2 separate regions of the Mus musculus genome follow, and region 1 is linked to region 2. Evidence: chromatin loops called from intact Hi-C (ENCODE). Cell type or tissue: gastrocnemius. All regions are shown on one strand. Each heading gives the region's core, and the rest is flanking DNA. Links, peaks and the distances in the headings are about the cores only.

Region 1 (5,377 bases), core at 107-5,106, 50 kb after region 2:
ACTATAATATGTACTTCGTGCCTATACTAGAGCCCTCGGGTGCAATGACTCTCAATTCCTGGGTTTTGTGTCCTTTTTTTTTTTTTTTTTTTAAACAGTTTTTTGAGAAAGGGGGTTTGCAACCTCTTAGTTTTTTTTTGTTTTTTTTTTTTTAAGATTTATTTATTTATTATATGCAAGTACACTGTAGCTGTCTTCAAACACTCCAGAAGAGGGAGTCAGATCTTGTTACGGATGGTTGTGAGCCACCATGTGGTTGCTGGGATTTGAACTCTGGACCTTCGGAAGAGCAGTCGGGTGCTCTTACCCACTGAGCCATCTCACCAGCCCCCGGGTTTTGTGTCCTTAAGTTCCCTCCCTTCCCTTACACTGTAGCTGTCTTCAGACTCACCAGAAGAGGGTGTCAGATCCCATTACAGATGGTTGTGAGCCACCATATGGTTGCTGGGAATTGAACTCAGGACGCCTGGAAGAGCAGTCAGTGCTCTTAACGGCTGAGCTATCTCTCCAGCCCCCTTCCCTTACTCTGCTGTGAGCCTCAACTCCAGGGCACCCTTGCATCTGGCTTTTGAGTGACCATCTCCAGTTCCCCACAGGCAGAAGGGGGCGCCACTCACCTTCCTCTGCTCTGAACTCTCCCTGGAGCCTGGATCGCACACTCTCAGGCTGCGTGCCTGGTCTTCGGCCGGTGGTGGCTGGAGGTGGGCGGTAACTTTGGACCCCAAAGGGAAAGTCAGATCCTGACTTCCCTCTTGGCTGTGAGGCCTTGTGCATCTGAGGGCAGCTGCCTCATGGGGGTAAGATGTAACTCAGAACCCCTCCTCGGGGCCGGTAGGTGTGAGGTCAAGGCTGAGGTATGAGATCAGGGAGCCTGGCCAGGGAGCTGTCTTTCTGCAGAGGGCGGCTCTTGGACGTGCTCAGCTTCTCCTCTACCCTCCCTGTGATGCACCCTGTGCCTTAGCCTTGTGGCTGCTCGTCTGCTATGGTTCCCCAGTAGGTTTCTCACACTTGCCTCTCATGCAGGATCAGTGTGCTTTGCCTGACGTCCAGGAACACACAGCTCAGTTTTTGTTGCTGTAACAAAATGCCTGAGACTGAGCGTTTACAAAGAAAAAAGGAAGACTGATCCTTTGTGGTGGCAGAGCAGCTAAAGCTTTTTGCTGTCGAGGCTGAGTTGGATCTCCAGGACCTAAACAGTAGAGAGAGAGAGATCTCTCTCAAAAGTTGTTCTCTGACACCGATACAGCCAGCCCCCCCTCCCCCGGTCCATACATTTAAAACAGGCTGGAGAGATAGATCAGTGATTAGAGCAGTCGTTGCTCTTACAGAGGACCGGGTTCAGTTTTCCCGGCACCCACATGGTGGCTCACAACCATCCATAACACCAGTTCCAGGCAATCTGGTGACCTTCTTAAATCTCTGCAAATGCCAGCAGGCATAAATAAAATAAATAAACAAAATAAAATAGATACAAATAAAAGGCATATATACGAAAGTCCCCGTTTAGAAGCTGAAACCCTAGCCTAGTGGGGGATCACCTCTGGTCTGTTGACTGTATCACACGACACTAAAGTTATCCTTAAAGACAGGAGAACAATCTCTCAATTACGGGGCTCCACCCAGACGCACCTTGTGGTCCTACAGGGCGTGGGACTGAGTTTACCCCCGGTGGATTTGGGCTGTGCAAATTCAGACCTGACATACACTCCAAGCAACAAACATGTGAGAGAGTGTGTGTGTGTGTGTACACGTGCGCGCATGTGCCCGCTCACGCATCTGTGAGTTTATGTGTACAGTGTGTATGCAGTTGCTGGTGGGTTCCCTGGAGCATCCAGGTGGTTGAGAGCCATCATGTGGGTGCTGGGTACCTAAAAGGACCTCTGGAAGGGCAGTAGTTCCCTTGACAGCACAGTTGAAGTTTGACCCGGAGTTTCCTCCTTCCTAAAGTGGGGGTAGAAATATCCCAAAGGCTGAAGTGAAGAAATCACCACCAAATTGGCGAATGATTGGCCTCATCCCCTCCGTATCTTCTGGGAACGTACTCAAGACTGGTTGGGACCATCACTGCAGCAGTGAAACACTCGAGGGAAGCCCCCTGAATGTGTGTTTTCTAAGGGATACACTTATTACAATAAATGGGGAGGGTCTCTCTCTCTCTCTCTCTCTCTCTCTCTCTCACACACACACACACACACACACACAAAGACAGGAGAACAGATCTGTCCACCACCAGGATGGGACTGGCTAGCTTTTTTTTTCCTGTCATTAATTTATTGATTTATTTGCTTTACATTCTGATTGCAGCTCCCTCCCCTCCTCCCAGTCCCACCCTTCCAACCAACTTTTCCCCTTCTCCTCAGAGCCTTGAATATCTGATCCTCCTGCCTTCCACACGCTGGGGTTATGATTGTGTGAAACCCACCTGGGCTATTCTGTACTAGGAATTCAGTCCAGGCCTCGTGCATGCTGGGCAAGCGCTCTACCATCTGAGTCCCCTCCCAAACTTCCGACCTGCTTTTCCAGCACTGAGGAGTGAACCCGGCGTCCCTTACTACTGAGATACATCCGCAGACCTTTCCTGTGTTTTCAGACAGTGATCCGGCCTGAGTTTGAACTCACATGGTAGCTCAGGCAGGCCTTTAACTTTCTATCCTCCTGCCTCAGCTTCTGAGTAGCTGGGATGTCAGGCTTGGGCCTCCAGGTATATTTTGAATTCCTCAAGGAGTTTCTGTTTGCAGAACCATGCCTGTGGAGAGACCCAAGGGAGAGCGGGTCCTGCGTGCTGGGCAGAAATAGTGTCTGGATGAGGACTAGGTACTAGGCAGGGGCTTAGCTCTGAAGACCTGAGTGTATCCACCTGGCCTGCTCCTTGAATCCAGAAAATTGAGGCCCAGGGAGGCCAGGCTAGGGCAGGGCAGGGCAGGGCAGGGCAGATAATCTGGCTCAAGGGTGCCCCCTAGTGGCAGAACTGAGGAACAGCATTTGCAGGCGTTCTAGAGGCTGAGGATGAATAGATAGACACGGCAGTGTCATGTTCCTCTTCCTTTCGTTATTTGATGGAATACTCAGAAAGCCTGAGTAGTTAAGAGCATGTCAGGGTCCCCTGAGCTGTCTGCATTTGTCCACTGCCTCTGGGATATAGCCCAGCAGGGCCTGCCTCTCAGTAAACCCAGCCACGTACCAAGTTCTGAGTCTCTCTCGGTCCCCCTCCCGTGTCACAGCGACAGGCTGGAACCCATGGTTTGTTGGTCGAAGGCCTTGTTGGGAGTGGATGCCTGGGACTTGGCTCACAGGGATTGGGTGCTGGTGGCCTTTGTCTCCCTCTACCGTCCTGTTCTTTCAGTGTGTCAGGAAACACAGGTCCAGTTCTGGTAGTGTCAAAGATGACACCATAGTCAGGGGCATCTGGTCACCTCTTCACCTCCAAGAGGAACAGGTCTCTTCCGAGAAACCATCTTGGTGTGAGCATGTGTCTAGCTCGTGTGAGCGTGTGCCTAGCTCGTGTGTGTGTGTCTAGCTCGTGTGTGTGTCTAGCTCCTGTGAGTGTGTCTAGCTCTTGTGAGTGTGTGTCTATCTTGTGTGAGTGTGTCTAGCATGTGTGAGCCCGTGGCTAGTGTGTGTGAGCTGTCCTTGTACTGGGGACAGAGATTAACACCGGACATTCTCCTTGTCCTGTCCTGCTCCAAAGGCCCTGTCTGGAAAGTATGAGATCCTGAAGGTTCAGGAAGAGGAAAGTGCATACAGGTGTCCGAGGGAGCAGGGAACGGGCCCACATACCCACCAGGGGAAGGAATGTTAGCCGACCCCACTAGTGAGTGCTCCTGAGTGCCTGCCTTCCCTCAGCCTGTGACCCAACCCCACCTCTCCCAGCCCTGCAGCATGAGGCAGAAGAATCCTGTGAGCAAGTTCCCAAAGACTCAAAACCAGGGTGGGGCTGGGGAGATGCATCAGTCAGTCACAATCATGGCAGCCTGAGCTCAGCTCCAGTGCCCCATAAAGAGCCATGTGAGGGCCATCCCAACACTCCTGAGTCAGAGAGGAGGATGAGGGGGGGGGTCACTGGCCAGCCAAAGAGACCCCGTCTAAGGCCAGAATCAATCAACCAAAACCAACAAGGCAGGCTGGGGCTGGAGCAGAGGCTCGTTGGGTAAAGAGCACGGGCTAGGTGCTTTTCAGAGGACTGGGGGAGGCTCGGCAGCCACGTGGAAATTCACACCATCTGTAACTCCAGTCCCAGGGATCCAATGAGGTCTTTTGGCCTCCAGTGGTGCACAGACAGACGTGCAGGCAGAACAGCCATTCAATTGACACTGAGGGTGACCCCTGGGTTCTACATATGTGTGCAAACAGACACATATACATGCATGCACTCCAGGAAGCACACAGGGTGACCGACGCCGTGGCTGAGCTATGGGGAGGGCTGAGACCTAATGTGGCTGTTCGGTGAGGCTGCAGGACTCTGGGCGTGGAGGAGAACACTCCAGATCTGAGCTGTCCAACATCGTAGCCCCTCATGCCACAACCCTTGTGAACTCCTGAAACAGGACACATGCAACCAAGAATTCTTGCTTATTTATATTTAGGTCAGGGTCTCATGTAGCCTAGGCTAGCCTTGAACTCATTCGTCAAGGGTAACCTTGAAGCCCCCAGTGTTCTGCTGCAGCCTCCTGACATTACAGGTGTGTGGTGCTACTCCTAATGTATTTGGTGTTGGGGATGGAACCTGCATGCCAGACACACACTGCACTAACTGAGCCCCAGCCCCAGCTGCATCTAAGCACGTTAATTGTGTGTATTGAGTATTACTGATTTAAACAGCACCCATGGCCAGTGTTGGCCAGCTGGGTCAGGATAAAGACACCGGAGAGGGTAAACACAGGCCAGTTATGAAGCAGTTTTTAGTGTTGCACATATTATTTTGTGATTAATATTAATCTTAGAAGGTCAATTAAAAAATAGCCCTAAGCTGGGTGGGATGTCACTTAGAGACAGAAACATGTAGATCTCTGTGAGTTCAGAGGCCAGCCTGGTCTACATAGGGTTCCAGGACAACCAGAGATACATAGTGAGACCTGTCTCAGATAACCCAGAGCTGGAAATGGCTTAACATTTAAAGGCACAGACTGCCCTTGCAGGGGACCAGGGTTCAATTCCCATTACCCACATGGTGGCTCACATCTGCTTGTAACTCCAGTTCCAGGAGATCTGACCTTTTCATCTGACCTCCAAAAGACATGCTTGTGATGCACACACACACACACACACACACACACACACGGGGTGGGAGGGGAGAGAGAGAGAGAGAGAGAGAGAGAGAGAGAGAGAGAGAGAGAGAGAGAGAGAGAGAGAGAATAGCTCAGCCTTCTAACAGCGTGAG
Region 2 (5,377 bases), core at 82-5,081:
GCTGTGACAAAATATCTTGACCAAAAAAAAAAAAAAAAAAAAAAAGAGTTTAAGAGGGGAAGGGACTTATTCTGGGTTGCGGTTCTGAGGGGTACAGTCCGTCATGGTGGGGAAGGGAGCAGGGGCTTGGCTGGCTGGTCATGCCGCATCCACAGGCAGCAAGGGATGCTGGCACTCAGGTCCCCGTCTCCTTTATTGAGTCCAGGACTACAGTGCGTGCCACAGTGGGGCCCATGGTTCAGGTGACTCGAGTCAACTGTAACCCCTCACAGGCACGCCCAGGGCTAAGGAATCTATGATCCCTCACAGGTACACACCCAGACATCGTCTTCTGGGTGACTGCAGGCCCTGTCAAATTGGCAGTCATTCACTCCTACACAAGCACCTTAATGCCAAACTATGTCCTTGCTCAGCTCATATGTGAGAGCTAAAGAATAGCCAACAGCCAGAGGCCTTTACATAATATGGAAAATGATGTTGCTTTGATTGGGTAATCTAATTGATTAGTTGATCTATTTTTTTTTAAAGTGACTTGACCTTCAGGGTTTTGTTTTTGTTTTTTGTTTTTTTTTTTTAAGAATTATTTATTTATTTTATGTTTGTGAGCACACTGTAGCTGTCTTCAGACACACCAGAAGAGGGCATCAGATCCCAGATCCCATTACAGATGGTTGTGAGCCACCGTGTGGTTGCTGGGAATTGAACTAAGACCTCTGGAAGTGCTCTTACCCACTGAGCCATCTCCCCAGCCCTGATGGTTTTTTGTTTGTTTGTTTGTTTTTTGTTTTTAATTTAAATTTTTACTCTGTGTGTATGGGCATCTTGCCTGCACGTGTGTCTTTATGCCATGTTCATGCCTGGTGCCCGTGAAGGCCAGTATGGGACATCTGATCCCTGGGACAGGAATTACAGACAGTTGTGAGCTGTCACATGGGTGCTGGGAATTGACCCTGGAACCTCTCGGAGAATAGCCGGTGTTCTTACCCACTGGGCCATCTCTCTAGCCACTAATGGCTCTTATTATTGTCCTTAATTAAGGTCTTGAACCTTAAACTGATAGTCACTTGTCATTTAGTGAAGTCGAGCTACACCTCAGAGATGGGGTGAGGGCTCTCTGGACCTGGTTTCCTCAACTGTTTTTTAAGATAGGGTCTCACTATGTCATCCTAGCCAGCTTGAAAAACTTCTTGTTTAGACCAGGCTGGCCTCAAATTAGAGATATTAGAGATGTGACCACCACACCAGCCCATATGAGGCTCTTTGTCCCACAATGGGATTAGTGGGCTGGGAAACCAGGCTTTACAACCAGTCTTTGAAAAGACCAGAGGGCCTTGGTTGCTTGGGGTTGAGATAAAACAGTTTACGAGGCGCCGTGCATCTCCTGGCTGTCCTAGGATTATATTCTGCACAGTGTAGGCATATCCTGGTGTGAGAGGTGGGTGGTGACACAGAGCTTGCAGCCACATTTGCTAGAATGCAGTCACTGTCCAGCAGCAGCAGGTCCCCACCTGGGAATCTCAACGACTGTCACTGGCAGGGTGGCTCCGGTTCCCGATGTGGCCCAATGTGCAGCCTACGGGACGACCCGTGCCCACAGTGCTGAGACAGCTTACCTTCATCCTGTGGATCTCGGCCTTCATAGCACGGATCTCTGTCTGCCCGGTCTCAGAATCCACCGAGCTGCGCATCTCCTTGGCCAGTTGGATTTTCTTCTCCCACAGCATGATTTGGTGCCTTTGGAGGTAGAAGAGGCAGCGTCAAAGGCAGAGCAGTTTTAGTTGGGGTGTGTGTGTGACAGAAACCCCACCTCTGCCGGGGGCTTGGCATGCACTTGTGCACGTACCAAAGCCAGGAGACATGGGGTTTCCTGCTCAATGCGTTCTTCATGTATTCTCAGGGGACAAGGTCTCTCACTGAGCCCAGAGCGCTATCATCTGGAGCTGTGGCACACCTGACCATGCCTGGCTTACATGGGTGCTGGGGACTTGAACTCGGGTCCTCATGCTTATCCGGCAAGCTCCCTCATCCCACTGAGCCAGCTCCCTGGTTTTTTTCTTTTCTATTCTCAATGCTTGTTCATAGTGTAAAATGCTTAGGGATGGGTTTTTTTTCTCCATAAAAATTAGGTTAACTTTATAAAGTTTATCTCAAAGAAACCACTCCATATCCAGAGGCAAGTGGCCTGGCTGGTGGATGCTGCCGAGAGGTGTTCTACAGGTGTGTATGGTGGTTCTGTGGTTCTCCTGCGGCTCATAAAGGCAGCCTTCAGACATAACCCAGTGGTGCCAATATTTGGTGGCTATCCCTCAGCACAGACTCTTCACAAGCCTGGCGACCTTTAGCTCGGGCCGCACCCCTACTCACTCTGCCTCCATGAAGCTGTTGAGGAGGGTGGCCTTTTCCTCAGAGAGTTCCATCAGCTTTTCCTGCATTTGAATGGTCTCTCTTTCTGAGTCCTGTGGGGACCAAGGAGAGCTGTGAGGAAGGCTCAGGGCGGTGGCCTCTAGAGCCCCTCAGGACCTGCCAGGCCTCAGACCAACATCCGGATCCCTCCGCAAGCCACTCTAGGGAGGCTGCCCAGATGGAGGATGCGCATGCGGGCGTGCCCTCCGCCATACCCTGCCGGTGCCTGACGGGGGCAGTGCGCAGTACTGGCCTTCAGCGTGCGCAGAAACTCCGTCTCAGTTGCTATATTGTTCTGCTCCAGCTCTTCCGAACTGCATCGGTTCTTGTCCAACAGCATGTTGAGCTTGCTCAGGTCGTTGTCCAGGTCCCTCATGTGGCGGCTCACTATCTTTTGTTCCTTCTTCTCATGTGCAATCTTGCCTGCAGGGGACAGGCAAGCGGAGGATTGAAGGGTTAGGGTCCTCAGCAGGCAGCAGCCATGCCCTCCTGTGGCTCCTTCCTATCCGGTCTGATTCAGCCAGGTGCTCCTCCACGGATGGTGTGTGTGTGTGTGTGTGTGTGTGTGTGTGTGTGTGTGTGTGTGTGTGTGTGTGGTGTGCCTTGCTGCACTTTCTTTTCCAAAGCCTGGTCTCTGGAGGGAACTGCAAGGACCACGTGCTGCAGAAGCCCAGGCAGAGAGCAGAGGTGAGTGGGGAGGAGCTTGGGGTGGGCGGGGCTGAGAGCAGGGGTGTCGGGGGCTCAGATGCTCTGGGTATTTGGGGAAGGTGGGATAGGAAGAAGAAAGACAAAAGATACTCTTGCCCTTTTTGGTGAAAAAAAAAAAAAAGGCAGCAGGGTGCACACAATTCTGCCCACACCAGTATCCTTGGCTGGCGTAGAGCTACGGCTTTGCAGGTGGTTAACTTTGTCTCTGCGGATCTCACCCACGGGGTGGGGCTGGGGGGGGCTTTGTATCCAGTCAGTTCTGCCTTCTCACACTTCTCTTCCCCTCCATGCCAGGGGGCCTCACACCTGATCCTCCCCAGCAGGTAGGTAGCTGCAAGGAGGAGCCAAGGGCTGCAGCGAGGGCATGTAGCCCACCACATCTCTGGGAAGTGGGCAAGCACAGTCGCTCCAGACATTTCGGAGAAACCTAACTGGACCACGTGGGACCCAGGAAGTTCCAGTCACATGCTGTATGCTGGTGGTGACGCTGGCAGGCCCTGGGGTCTCAGATACAGCTGGTGAGCACAGGGTCAACCCGGTGGGACCCACCGGTGGCTAAGGGTTTTCAACTGTGCTTCTGAGGTCTGGGGTGGGTGGGAACAAAAGGCTCTAACGATAGTTAGGGGCGGGGTTGAGGAGATTGGCTGCATTTGTCTGAGGTCCACAGACCTCAGAGTTCCCCTGAAGGACTGTTTTGTCTCCATCTCCCACAGACCTCGGGAGCACAGGTGAGAAACGCTGACAGACAAGGTGGCTTCAGCATTTTCATGGCTTGCTTTGCTTCTGTTTTGAAACAGGGTTTTTCTATTTAGCCCAGGCCAGCCTCAAATTTACAGCCTACCGACTGCTGGGATTACGGGTGCGGGTGCGTGCTGCCTGGTCTGGGGTTCGCGTGGCTGGCAGAGCTTAGTGCTGTGTGGCCCCTTCCCCAGAGCGCCCCAGGCTCACTCTCTATGCGAAGCTTCTTTTGTTCCATGATGTGCACCTCCTTCTTCAGTTGGTCCACGGACACCAGCTGCTCCTCGCGCTCATGCGTGACCTGGACCAGTTCCTGCTGCAGGCGCAACCAGGTCATCTGCGCCTCAGCCACTCCCGTGTTGTACTCTTCTGTCAGCTTCGACAGCCTTTTGATCTCCAGTTCCAGGGGTCCAGCTTCTTCCCCCTGGAGGGGAGTTAATAAAAGTGAAGCATGAGCCTTGGGCTCCACGGGCGTGCATTATTATTATTACTTATGTGTGGTATGTATATATATATATATATATATATATATATATATATATATGTGTGTGTGTATATGTGTGTGTGTGTGTGTGTATATATATATGTGTGTGTGTGTGTGTATATATATATATGTGTGTGTGTGTGTCTGTGTCTGTGTGCGCGCCTGTGTAGCCATGGAGGTAAGGTTTCCACACTGAGTGTTAGTTTGTTCAGACAGCGTCTCCTGCTGAACCTGTTACTCACTGGCTGATTAGACTGACTGGCCAACAGGCCACAGCAATACTACAGCCTCTTTCCCAGCTCTGGGGTGCAGAGGTCCCCTGCCTGGCTTTTACTGTGGGTGCTGGGTGGACCCACATCTTTATGACGACAAAGCAACTGCCTTGCCGATTGAGCTAGCTCCCGGAAGGCCTTCTTTTGGAGGGGGCTACGGAGAACCATGAATCAAGGCATTGACTCCAGGGGCTCAGAGAGTCCTCACACTTGGGACACTTCACTACAGTGATGGGGGAAGGGAGCGGGGAGAGGGCGTGGCTCGGGGCTCTGGGCGGCGCCTCACCCCCAGCTCCGACACCATCTGTTCCAGCTGCTTGTTGAAGAAGTTGATGAGGCTCTGCTTCCTCTCAATGAGGATGGTGCGCCGGGCGATCTCGCTCTCGCTGTTGGTGATGAGATCGTTGAACCTCTTTACCTCCTTGTCCATCTCTGCCAGCGTCTTCTTATGCATGTCTATTTTGCAGTTGGTGTTGGTGATGTCCAGGGTGGCCTGGGCGATATCGCCGTCAATTTTTGAAAGATGTGTCACCTGAGGGCACGAAGGGACATAGGTGTGAGCTTTCTCCGTCTTTGGCTGGGCTAGACTGCAGTGTCCTCGACATTCGACTGGTATATGAAGAGATCCCTGCATGCCATCAGGAGGAAGCTAACTGGCCCTGCATCTCAAGGACCTTCAAGGACCACCACAAAGCACAAGGGGCCTGCTTACCCAATGGAGACAGCGTGCATAAAATAAAGCAGTGTTGTGGCCCATGCCTGTGATTCTAGC

The links. Hi-C counts contacts between places; a loop is a spot of excess contacts. Peaks named below come from ENCODE experiments on the same cell type or tissue, not always from the same donor. Only the 100,000 strongest peaks of a DNase experiment are listed, where the experiment ranks them.
Region 1: it touches region 2 in a loop (4-fold over the local background); 16 of 42 quality-filtered maps call a loop at or near these places.

What each region holds. Positions count from the first base shown.
Region 1 is chr11:119,201,201-119,206,577 of GRCm38, reverse strand. The region is part of intron 3 of Tbc1d16 (TBC1 domain family, member 16); the gene reads left to right. Among named protein-coding and RNA genes, the nearest start is that of Gm36111, 12 kb to the right of the region's middle. In gastrocnemius, for the core only: a CTCF peak has its summit at 2,969 (motif pointing left); a DNase peak (open chromatin) is centred at 2,900.
Region 2 is chr11:119,250,699-119,256,075 of GRCm38, reverse strand. It overlaps Ccdc40 (coiled-coil domain containing 40), which reads right to left. Exons shown (of 21, transcript NM_001364767.1): 14 at 4,892-5,137; 15 at 4,060-4,273; 16 at 2,657-2,826; 17 at 2,365-2,456; 18 at 1,614-1,734. Gm35932 (predicted gene, 35932) reads left to right here and starts at 2,641. Exons shown (of 3, transcript NR_168666.1): 1 at 2,641-3,090; 2 at 3,406-3,629; 3 at 3,872-5,359. In gastrocnemius, for the core only: a CTCF peak has its summit at 2,630; a DNase peak (open chromatin) is centred at 2,613.